2 separate regions of the Homo sapiens genome follow, and region 1 is linked to region 2. The links are chromatin contacts, found by Hi-C or POLR2A ChIA-PET in ENCODE. All regions are on one chromosome and are shown on one strand. Each heading gives the region's core, a stretch centred on a gene start or an enhancer-like site at or near the end of the contact. The rest is flanking DNA. Distances are from core to core; before and after follow the strand shown. Region 1 holds the start of SLC38A5 (solute carrier family 38 member 5). Region 2 holds the start of SSX1 (SSX family member 1).

The links. A loop is a pair of places that touch in the nucleus more often than their neighbours do. ChIA-PET counts read pairs that join two places held with the same protein, here RNA polymerase II (POLR2A). Pooled maps may share reads with other maps.
Region 1: a map of K562 shows a loop between it and region 2 (4-fold over the local background). The contact joins the promoter of SLC38A5 here to the promoter of SSX1 in region 2. A Hi-C loop is called at or near these places in 1 of 168 maps with a recorded cell type or tissue (K562) and 1 of 50 pooled maps. POLR2A ChIA-PET finds 5 or more read pairs at or near these places in 1 of 52 experiments (A549).

Annotation. Positions count from the first base shown.
Region 1 is chrX:48,469,010-48,472,255 of GRCh38, reverse strand. SLC38A5 (solute carrier family 38 member 5) reads left to right here and starts at 1,996. Exons shown (of 17, transcript NM_033518.4): 1 at 1,996-2,074; 2 at 2,820-2,921.
Region 2 is chrX:48,251,104-48,257,517 of GRCh38, reverse strand. SSX1 (SSX family member 1) reads right to left here and starts at 2,126. Exons shown (of 8, transcript NM_005635.4): 1 at 2,086-2,126; 2 at 208-296. The coding sequence starts at 276.

The DNA.
Region 1 (3,246 bases), core at 747-3,246, 210 kb before region 2:
TTTTTTTTTTTTTTTTTTTTGAGATGGAGTCTCACTCTGTCGCTTGGGCCGGAGTGCAGTGGCGCGATCTTGGCTCACTGCAACCTCCGCCTTCCAGGTTCAAGCAATTCTCTTGCCTCAGCCTCCCGAGTAGCTGGGATTACAGGAACCCGCCACCACGCCCAGCTAATTTTTTTTGTATTTTTAGTAGAGACGGGGTTTCGCCACGTTGGCCAGGCTGGTCTCGAACTACTGACCTCATGATTCACTCACCTTGGCCTCCCAAAGTGCTGGGATTACAGGCATGAACCACTGCACCCGGCCCAACTCATACCTTTTTTTTTTTTTTTTTTTTGGCAACCGTGTGCATTGGTACTGTCTGTCGGTGCAGTTCATCTATATGTTGTTGTGTGTGTGTGTTGCTTGGGTGTTTGTCTCCTTTGTAATGGTCGTGGGTGACAAGTGTGTCAGAGTACTTGTCCCTCCTATATGTGTATCTATGCGCACGTATCTTTCTTTGTGTGTCTGCTGCTGTATTTGTGTCTCTTCTTAGCGAGTGGCTGCAGGTATGTGTGCCCTCGGGGTGTTTCTTCTGGTGCCATGGTATGAGTACTATCTGGTTCTCTTGTTTTTTCCTTGTGTAGCTTTCAGTGTGGTTTCTGGATTTTTTCTTTGCAACGATAGTAAGCGTACTCTGCATTCCTGTGCTTTGTGTTTGTGTGCAGGTATATGCTTTCCCTATATGTTTCTTTTCTGACTTGATTTGTGACTAGCTGTGTGTGTACACGGCTGTGTGCAGCCATTTGCTGAAATGCAGTTGTGTGTGTGTGTGTGTGTGAGAGAGAGAGAGAGAGGAGAGAGAGAGAGAAGGAGACTATGGCTTTTCTGTTTGTACAAAAATCATGTCAGCCTATGAGTGCCTCTCTCTGTGACTGGAGCTGTATGTGGTTACATGTGGTCACAAGTGCACATTCAAGTTCACATACACAGAGATATCATTTTAGGGCTTGAACCTGGAAGTTTGCCTCCAGGGTCATCTGAACCTGGATTCAGGTTCAGATCCAGGGCCATCTGAACCTGGATCGTGTGTGTGGGAAAGACCCAGGACCCACACACAATGTCATCAGCTGTGTGTAATTGTGTGCTCTGTGTGTGGCTGTGAATCTGTGTGTGTGATTTGCCTGTTGATTGTCTTTGGCATGGCTGTGGGTCCACGGGCGGTGAGGTTCAGGAGTCTCGAGTGTCTGGAAATCGGCACAAGCCTATCCCTGTGTTAGTCTGTGCTCTCTGTGAGCGGCTCTGAGCCTGTCGGTATTGATAGCTGTAAGACTATCGTCACTCTGTGTGGCCACGTGTGTGACTGTCCCATGAGCCATTGCTCTTAACGTGCAGTGGTGAGTCTGTGTGTGTTCATGTCTGTCAGTCTTTATTCTCTTGTGTGGCTGTGAGTCTTTGTGCACCTCTGTGAGTGATGGCGAGTTGGCCCCCGTATCTGAGCCCCTTGATGGGGCTGTGATGGGTCCTGTTGTGTAGCTGCGATTCCTGAGTGTGCAGGAGTCTCTCTCCCGCTGTGGGGAAGTAAACGCCCCATCCCTTGTCCTCCTCCAACTGTGGGTGGGGTGAGGGCATCTAGGCCAGCTTTGAAGCCCCAGCCAGCTCCTGGCCTTTCCGGGAATTCTGTGTTCCCTGTCGGGGGTGGGCAGGCGGGCGAGGGGCCCAGACAGAGGCCTCTTGTCCACCTGGGCTTCAAGCAGCCCAGTCGAGGTGGTCCCAGACCCCAAGTCCACCCTGCCTGACATCCTGTAGCGGACACGTGGCTTGCCTGGGACAGGCATGCCTGTCATATGCCTGGAGGGGAGTGAACAGACGGACTCCCATAGAAGACAGACGGACAGACAGATAGTGGGACTTCTCAGGGCTTGGACAAGCCCCACCCCACGCTTGGGGTGGGGTCCAGGACTACAGTGCCCGCCCAGTTTGCGGACAGTGTGAGTTCACAGTCCACATTCCCCACCCAGCCACAAATGCCCTCCCTGCCTCCCTCTGGGGGCCCCCAAGATCTAGGGTCCTCTCGTGCCTAGGCTGTCTGCCTGAGGTCTGCCTGGAATAGCCTGGCTACTACCCCTGCACCTGTTCCCCTGCTGTCCCCAGGCCTCTCTGCCTGAATCTGCCTCTCTCTGCCTCTTTTCTCCTGTCCCTCCAGGAGTCTCTCTGCCTCAACCACTCTCTCTGCCCCTTCATCTCTCTGAGCTGGTGTGTCTGGTCCTACCCTCTGTTTGGGGAGCTGTCTGGCTCTGTCCCCCACCTCTTGGCCAGCCTGTGTCTCCTGTCTATGACTGAGCCCAATTGCCTGTTGCCTTTCTGCAGGTGTTTCCACGAGCCTATCCCTACCCACCTGTTTGTTTCTGAGTCTGCCTGTGTGTCCCTTTCTCCCTGTCTCTGCCTGTCTTCCAAGCTCCCCTAGCATCCCCTCCTCCCGCCCATCTGTCTTTCTGTCCCTTCTGTGGTCTGTCTGTTCCTGTGCTGTTTCTCATGCCTGCTTTCTTTGTAACTTCAGTTCTCCTACTCTCTCTCTGTCTCCTCTCTGCACCTTTTTCTGCCATCCATCCCATCCTGCTGTCCGTCTGCTCTGTGAGTCCATCCCCTCTGTCTGCCTGTCACTCTCTCTAGCTGTGGGTCTACACCCTCAATCTTTCAGGCCATTTCCCCCACCATCAACACACAAACAAACCGCTGTCTCCCTCCAAGTGGGTCCAGATAGGGGGCGCCCCTTCTCCACCTCTTCCCCCGCCCAGGGCCAGAAGGAGGGAAACGAAATTAAAATTAACATTTCTTCTCAGGAAAAAAAAAAAAGTACCGCTCCAGAGCAGGAGCCTAGGCAGCCGAGAGGGTGCCCGAACCTGAGTCTGAGTTGCGGCCACTTCAGGAGCTGAGAGGAGCAGGTAGGTGAGGAGGGAGCGTGGGCTGCGGGGATGGTGTTCCTGGGGGCCTGAGATATGAGTAGGGGTCCTGGGAGGGGGCTCGGGGTTCCTTGGAGACATTTTAGCACTAGTGGGGAATGGAATGGCGTGTATGGGGAGGTCCTTTTTGTACCCTGATCCCAGGAAGTGAATTCAGGTGTGGGTGGGAGGCTCCGGAGGGTGCTGGTGGTGGGGGATGGGACTCCTTGAGACCCTCCCTGTCCCAGGAACGGGATTCAGGACTTGGGAAAAGGATTTCCTGAGCCAGTTTGAGCTCTAATGGGGACCTTGAATGGGGGTTTCTGAG
Region 2 (6,414 bases), core at 877-3,376:
AGAGTTACCAAATGTAGAGCAAGGTCAGAGACTTGTCTCCAGGGATGCTAGGTGATGACAGAACACAGGTGGGAGGCTCCCAAGGGTCCAGATCTCCCCCGAGACCCTGCTCCTTGTCCCCAGTACCTCTGTCCTCCCCTCCTCAGAAACCTGGTCACCCTACTCTGTCCCCTGGACCACTGCTCTGCCCCCTCCAGGTCACGTCACCTTGCTTCTCTTCTCTGATGCTTTAGCATCATCCCTGGGTCTCTTTGCAAAGGTGTCGTCTCCGTTCATGGCACCAGGAGCAGTCTCACCTGCAAGAGAAACAGCCTGAGACTTTCTAGCTACAGGACCCTTGGTCCTATGGAGGGAGAAATCAGTGAAGCCCGGCCACACTCAGTCACCTGGAATTAGGGGTTGCATTTCTCCATTCGGGGCTTACCTGTCCATGGGTAAGGACATGGAGAGAAGTCAGATGAAAACAGGGAGCCTGGAGTCTCTGGGAGAAGTATTGCTTGGGGATGACAGGTTTCCTAGCAGCCTTGAGTCTTTGGGAGGGGGTTGGCTAGTGTTGTTAGTAGTTTCCCTGGGGCTAGGCTTACCCTGAAAGATGTACAGACCCTTGCTGGGGAGGCAGGGACGTGACTGTGTAATTTTATTGAATGGGGGCGTTCTGACACCCCCACTCAATAAATAAAGGGAGGGAAGTGAGTCCCAGACATAACGTGGTCTTTCTGGTGATGGATCTGATCAGGCAGAGGGATGGGGGGGTTCTGTTCTGTTGAAGAGAAATGACCTTCACTAATATGAACAGATTTAGAAGCTATTACTGGGTTATTTGTAAATTATTAGAAGGAAGAGAGCTAGAATCTCTGAGATTACAAGAGCCTGCCATCACTTAGAGAAAATGTGGGGTGTTTCAATTTGCAGCAATCGGCCAGGCGCAGTGGCTCATGCCTGTAATCCCAGCATTTTGGGAGGCCGAGGCGTGCAGATCTCTTGAGCCCAGGAGGTTGAGACCAGCCTGGGAAACATAGCAAACCCCTCATCTCTACAAAAAAAAAAAAAAAAAAAAAAAAACAACCACACAAAAAATTAGCTGGGGGCGGTGGCACAGGCCTATAACATCTCAGCTCTTTGGCCAAGGGGGGGCGGATCGCTTGAGCCCACGAGGTTGATACCAGCCTAGCCAACCTAGAAAAACCCTCTACTAAAAAAAATAAAATAAAATAAAAAGTATTAGTGGGGGCGGGGTGGTGCTCGCCTGTAGTTCCGAGGCCGAGGCAAGAGGATCTCTTGAGCCCAGGAGGTTGAGGCCAGCCTGGCCAACATAGCAAAACCCCATTTCTACTACTAATAATAACAACAAAAATAATAACATCAGCGAGGTGGTTCTTGCCTGTAGTTCCGAGGCCGAGGTGGGAGGATCACTTGAGCCGAGGAGGTCAAGCCCAGTTCGGCCAACATAAGGAAACCCTGTCTCTACTAAAAAGAACAACAACAACAAAACTAGCAGGGGCGGAATGGCACACATCTGTAGTCCTGAGGCCAAGGTGTGAGGATCGCTTGAGCCCAGGAGGTTGAGGCCAGCCTGGCCAACATAGTGAAACCTGGTTTCTACTAAAAAAAAAAAAAAAAAAAGCATGGGCAGGATGGTGCACTTCTGTAGTCCCAGGGCCGAGGCGGAAGGATTGCTTAAGCCCAGGCGGCAGAGGCCAGCCTGGCCAACATAGCAAAACCGTCTGTACTAAAAAAATAAAAAATAAAAAAAATTAGTGAGGGTGGGGTGGTTCGTGCCTGTAGTCCCGAGGCCAAGGCGGGAGGATTGCTTGAGCCCAGGCGGTTGAGGCCAGCCTGGTCAACATAACAAATCCCCGTCTCTACTAAAAAAAAAAAAAAAAAAACAGGGGTGGGATAATACAGGCCTGTAGACCCAAGGCCGAGGCGGGAGGATCCTCCATGATGATCGTCCTGAAAGGCATTAGTTGTCTTTCAGTCCTCAAGATTTTCGGAACCCCAAGCACTTGACGGCCCTACAGAGGCTTCCTCCTTTTCTATCTGCCCCGATTAGCCCATCTAGGGTGTCCCTTAAAGAGAACCTACTTCAGAGACAAAGCAGTGGTTGCGAGGTCGGCAGCAGTGGTGGCGAGTTGGCAGCAGTTGGTGACAAAGTGTGGCTGGAGGAGGAGAAAATATTCTGCAATGTCATTGCTCCAGGATGATGGACCAATCAGGGCAGTTAGTGAACTCCATCTGGCCAATCAGAAGTCAGAACAGTAGGCGGGACAAGCCAAGCTGATGTGGGGTCTATCAGTCTAGGCTCTAGGGACAGAACCTTCTCAAAATGGAGGCAGAAACTCTGACTTTCCCGCCTAAAGCATCCCCTGGGATTGGCTACTCCAAGTTCAGAGTACGCATGCTCTGATTTTCTCTTTGGAGTCTTCCCAAATCAGAGTACGCATGCGCTGATTTTCTCTTTTCATTTTTCCTATCCCTCCCCACCTCCTCGGTGGTGCATTGTTATCCAGTTTTAATAAGGAGTGTATATGAAGCAGGTCATCATCTCAAATCCTTCCTGTCAGTTTCTATCTTTTTCAGGTATGGGATTTTTTCCTAGGAACTCTGTAGTGACGTAAGAAATTTGGGCCGGTGCGGCGGCTCACGGTTGTAATCCCAGCACTTAGGGAGGCCACAGCTGGAGGATCACTTGAACCTGGGAGGCAGAGGTTGCAGTGAGCCATGATCATGCCACTGCACCCCACCCTGGGCAACAGAGCAATACCCTGTCTCTTTTCTCTACAAAAAAAATAAATAAAATTAGCGAGGTGGGGTGGTGTGCCTGTAGTCCGTTACTCAGGAGGCTGAGGTAGGAGGATAGCTTGAGCCCAGGAGTACGAGGTTGCAGTGAGCCATGATCTGGCTACTCCTGCCTACCTGGGCCACAGAGCGAGATCTTGTCTTTAAAAAGAGAGAGAGAGAGAAAGAGAAAGAAAGAAAAATTTCAATGAGCCAGTCCCAGTGGCTCATGCCTGTAATCCCAACACTTTGAGAGGCTGAGGCAGGAGGTGGAAGGATCACTTGAGGCCAGGAGTTCCAGAACAATCTGGGATACATAGTGAGACCCCCATCTCTATAAAAAATTTTTAAAAAAGAAATTTAAACAAAAAAAAACACTTCTACACTTCCATATATGTTTTTTTCTAAAAGACCAAAGAAGCAGAAATATATTTTACCCATTGATATTAATAATATTTATAATAATAGTATTAAAAAGAGTATGTAATTAGGGCCCACTGTGTTCATCAGGGAGCTCATAAGTCAATTTGTCTAAGAAGTTTCCCCTACCCCCATCCCTAGTACCTCCAACAAGTCCCCATTCCTCTCTGGGCTTTCCACCTACAGCCCTGATCTCTCTAAGATCCTCCCAGGATTACAGCAAGCTCTCTTAGGGCAGGAACAGAGCAATGGCCCTTGAGCCCAGCACAAAGCCTTTTATGTGCATCTTCCCATTAATTTTCACAACCTTCTCTGGAGTTAAATACTATTATCATCCCCAGTATGCAGATGTTGAGACTGAGGCTCAAGAGAATTAAGCAGTCTGCTCAAAGTCACATAGTCAGTGGGTGACAGAGCTGGGATTCACCCCCAAGATAGAATTGAGTCCAAAGTCTGTGCTTTTATTTATGTATTTATTTATTTTTAATTAAAATAATTTTTTTTTAGAGATGGGGTCTTGCTATGTTGTCCCTGCTGATCTGGAAGGAACTGCTGGCCTCAAGCAATCCTCCTGCCTTGGCTTCCCAAAGCACTGGGATTACAGGAGTGAACCATCCCACGCCCGGCCTCAAAGTCGGTGCTTTTAATTACTCTTCTATATTGCCTCGACTACTTGTTGAATGAATGAATGCATCTTACAACTGCAAAGGTTCTTTAACATAATTTACATAACTCCTTACAATCACCCCATATTCCCTCTGACTGCTGTAACAAATTACCGCAAACTTTGTGGCATAAACAACATCAATTTATTCTCTCACAATTCTGGAGCCCAGAAATCTGAAATCAGTTTCACTGAGTTGAAATCAAGTTGTCAGCAGGGCTGTAGTCCTCCAGAGGCTCTAGGAGAGAACCTGTTCCTTGCCTCTTCCAGCTTCCCGTGATTGCCAGCATTTCTTGGCTTGTGGCTTGATATGGATTGGCTCTGTGTCCCCACCCAAATCTCATCTCGAATTGTAATCCCCACAGATTACAAATCCCCACGGGGGTGGTTTTCCCCATGCTGTTTTTGTGACAGTGAGTTCTCATGAGGTCTGATGGTTTTACAAGCGTCTGGCATTTCCCCTGCTTGCATTTCTGTCTCCTGCTACCATGCGAAGAAAGTCTTTGCTTCCTCTTCACCTTTGGCCATGATTGTTTCCTGAGGCCTCCCCAGCCATGCAGAACTGTGAGTCAGTTAAATCTCTTTCTTTTATAAATTACCCAGTCTCGGGCAGCTCTTTATAGCAGTGTGAGAAGGGACTAATATATGGCTGCATCACTCTAATCTCTACCTCCATGGTCATTGCCTTCGTTTGTTTTCTGTTACTATAATGGAATACCACAAACTGGGTAATTTATAAAGGATAGAAGTTCATTTGGTATACAGTTCTAGAGGCTAGGAGTCCAAGAACATGGCGCTGGCATCTGGTGAGGGTTGTGTCATGATGGAAGGATGAAAGGCAAAAGCAAGTGCAGGAGACAGACAGAGAAAATGTGACTAAGCTCCCTTTTATAACAAACCCAATCTCGTGATAACTAATCCACTCTTATGATAATGGCATTAATCACTTCCTAACAGCCCCACCTCTTAATATTGTTAACAATGGCAATTAAATTTCAACACAAGTTTTGGTGGGGACGTTCAAACCATGGCAGGCTTACTGCCTTCTTCTCTTCTGTCTGTGTCAGATCTCCCTGCCTTAATCTGATAAGGACACTCATTATTACATTTAGGGCCCACCCAGATAATCCAGACAATCCAGGAGAATCTCCCCATCTCAAGAGCTTTAACATAATTACTTTTTTTTTTTCGAGACGGAGTCTCACTCTGTTGACCAGGCGAGAGTACAGTGGCATGATCTTGGCTCACTGCAACTTCTGCCTCCCGGGTTCAAGCAATTCTTTGCCTCAGGCTCCTGCATAGCTGGGATTACAGGTGCCCGCCACCATACCCAGCTAATTTTTATATTTTTTTTAGCAGAGACGGGGTTTCACCATCTTGGCCAGGCTGGTCTTGAACTCCTGACCTCGTGACCCACCCGCCTCGGCCTCCCAAAGTGCTGGGATTATAGGCGTGAGCCACCACACCTGGCCAACATAATTACTTTTTTTGTTGTAAGCTAACACTCACAGGTTCCAGGTGTTACTATGTTGCTATCTTTTGGAGGGGCGTTGTTCAGTCTACCACAGCCTGCCCTCTGGCCCCCAAGTATTCACATCTCTCCCACATGCAAAATACATGCACCCCATCCCCAAATCCTCAAATGTCTCAAACCGTGCAACATTAGCTGAAGTCCAACATCTTATCCATATAAGATCAGCTCAAAAGTACCAAATCTCCTCATCTAAAACAGATATGGATGAGACTCTGGTTATGAAACATCCTGGGGCAAAATTCTCCTGCCGTGAATTTGTGACACTAGAAAGCAAGTTATTTATTCCAAAAATAAAGTGGCGAGACAGATGTAGGATAATAGTTACAGATATTTCTATTTCAAATGGGAGAAAATGGAAGGAAGGAGTTGCCACTTCCAACCATTTTGAAATCTAGCAGGACAAATTCCATTTGGTTTCAAGGACTCAGAATAATCCTCTGTAGCTTGAAGCTCTCCCCTCTCCCATCGCCCTCCTCTCAGAATGTATGTCATAGTGATTCACACCTTTAGACCAGCAGGTCCTATGTGTATCTTCCCAGATAATATCATTTCTAGACTGGCTATGGCTGAGCATAGTGGAAGAGCTCCTTGAGTCACGTGCCTAATCTCTTCAGCACTAGCAAACATGGCCACATTCTTGACTTTCTCTCTAGAGGATACCTTCCTGACAGTGCCTCTCCTAATTTTAGTGTCTTTTGCAATCTTGATAGGCTTAGAATTTCCCTGGATCCTTTTTGTTTAACAGTCCTTTCCTCAGTTTATCCTTTTCCTCTAACATTTTACTAGAACTTGAATTGGAGTCCAATATAAAAATGAAAAATTATGGGACTAAGACTGGGGATAAAAAATGATGGAATCTCTAGGCAAGTTGCTGAGGGTTTATGAAGGATGAGCCTTGGGAATGGAGTCTTATATATGATCAGATTGGTTGTGATTGAAAAGAAATTGTTCATCCGTTTATCTAAAAATCGACCATTAGTGTCAAGGGTGCAATGAAGCAGGGCGAGTCTACTCCTCT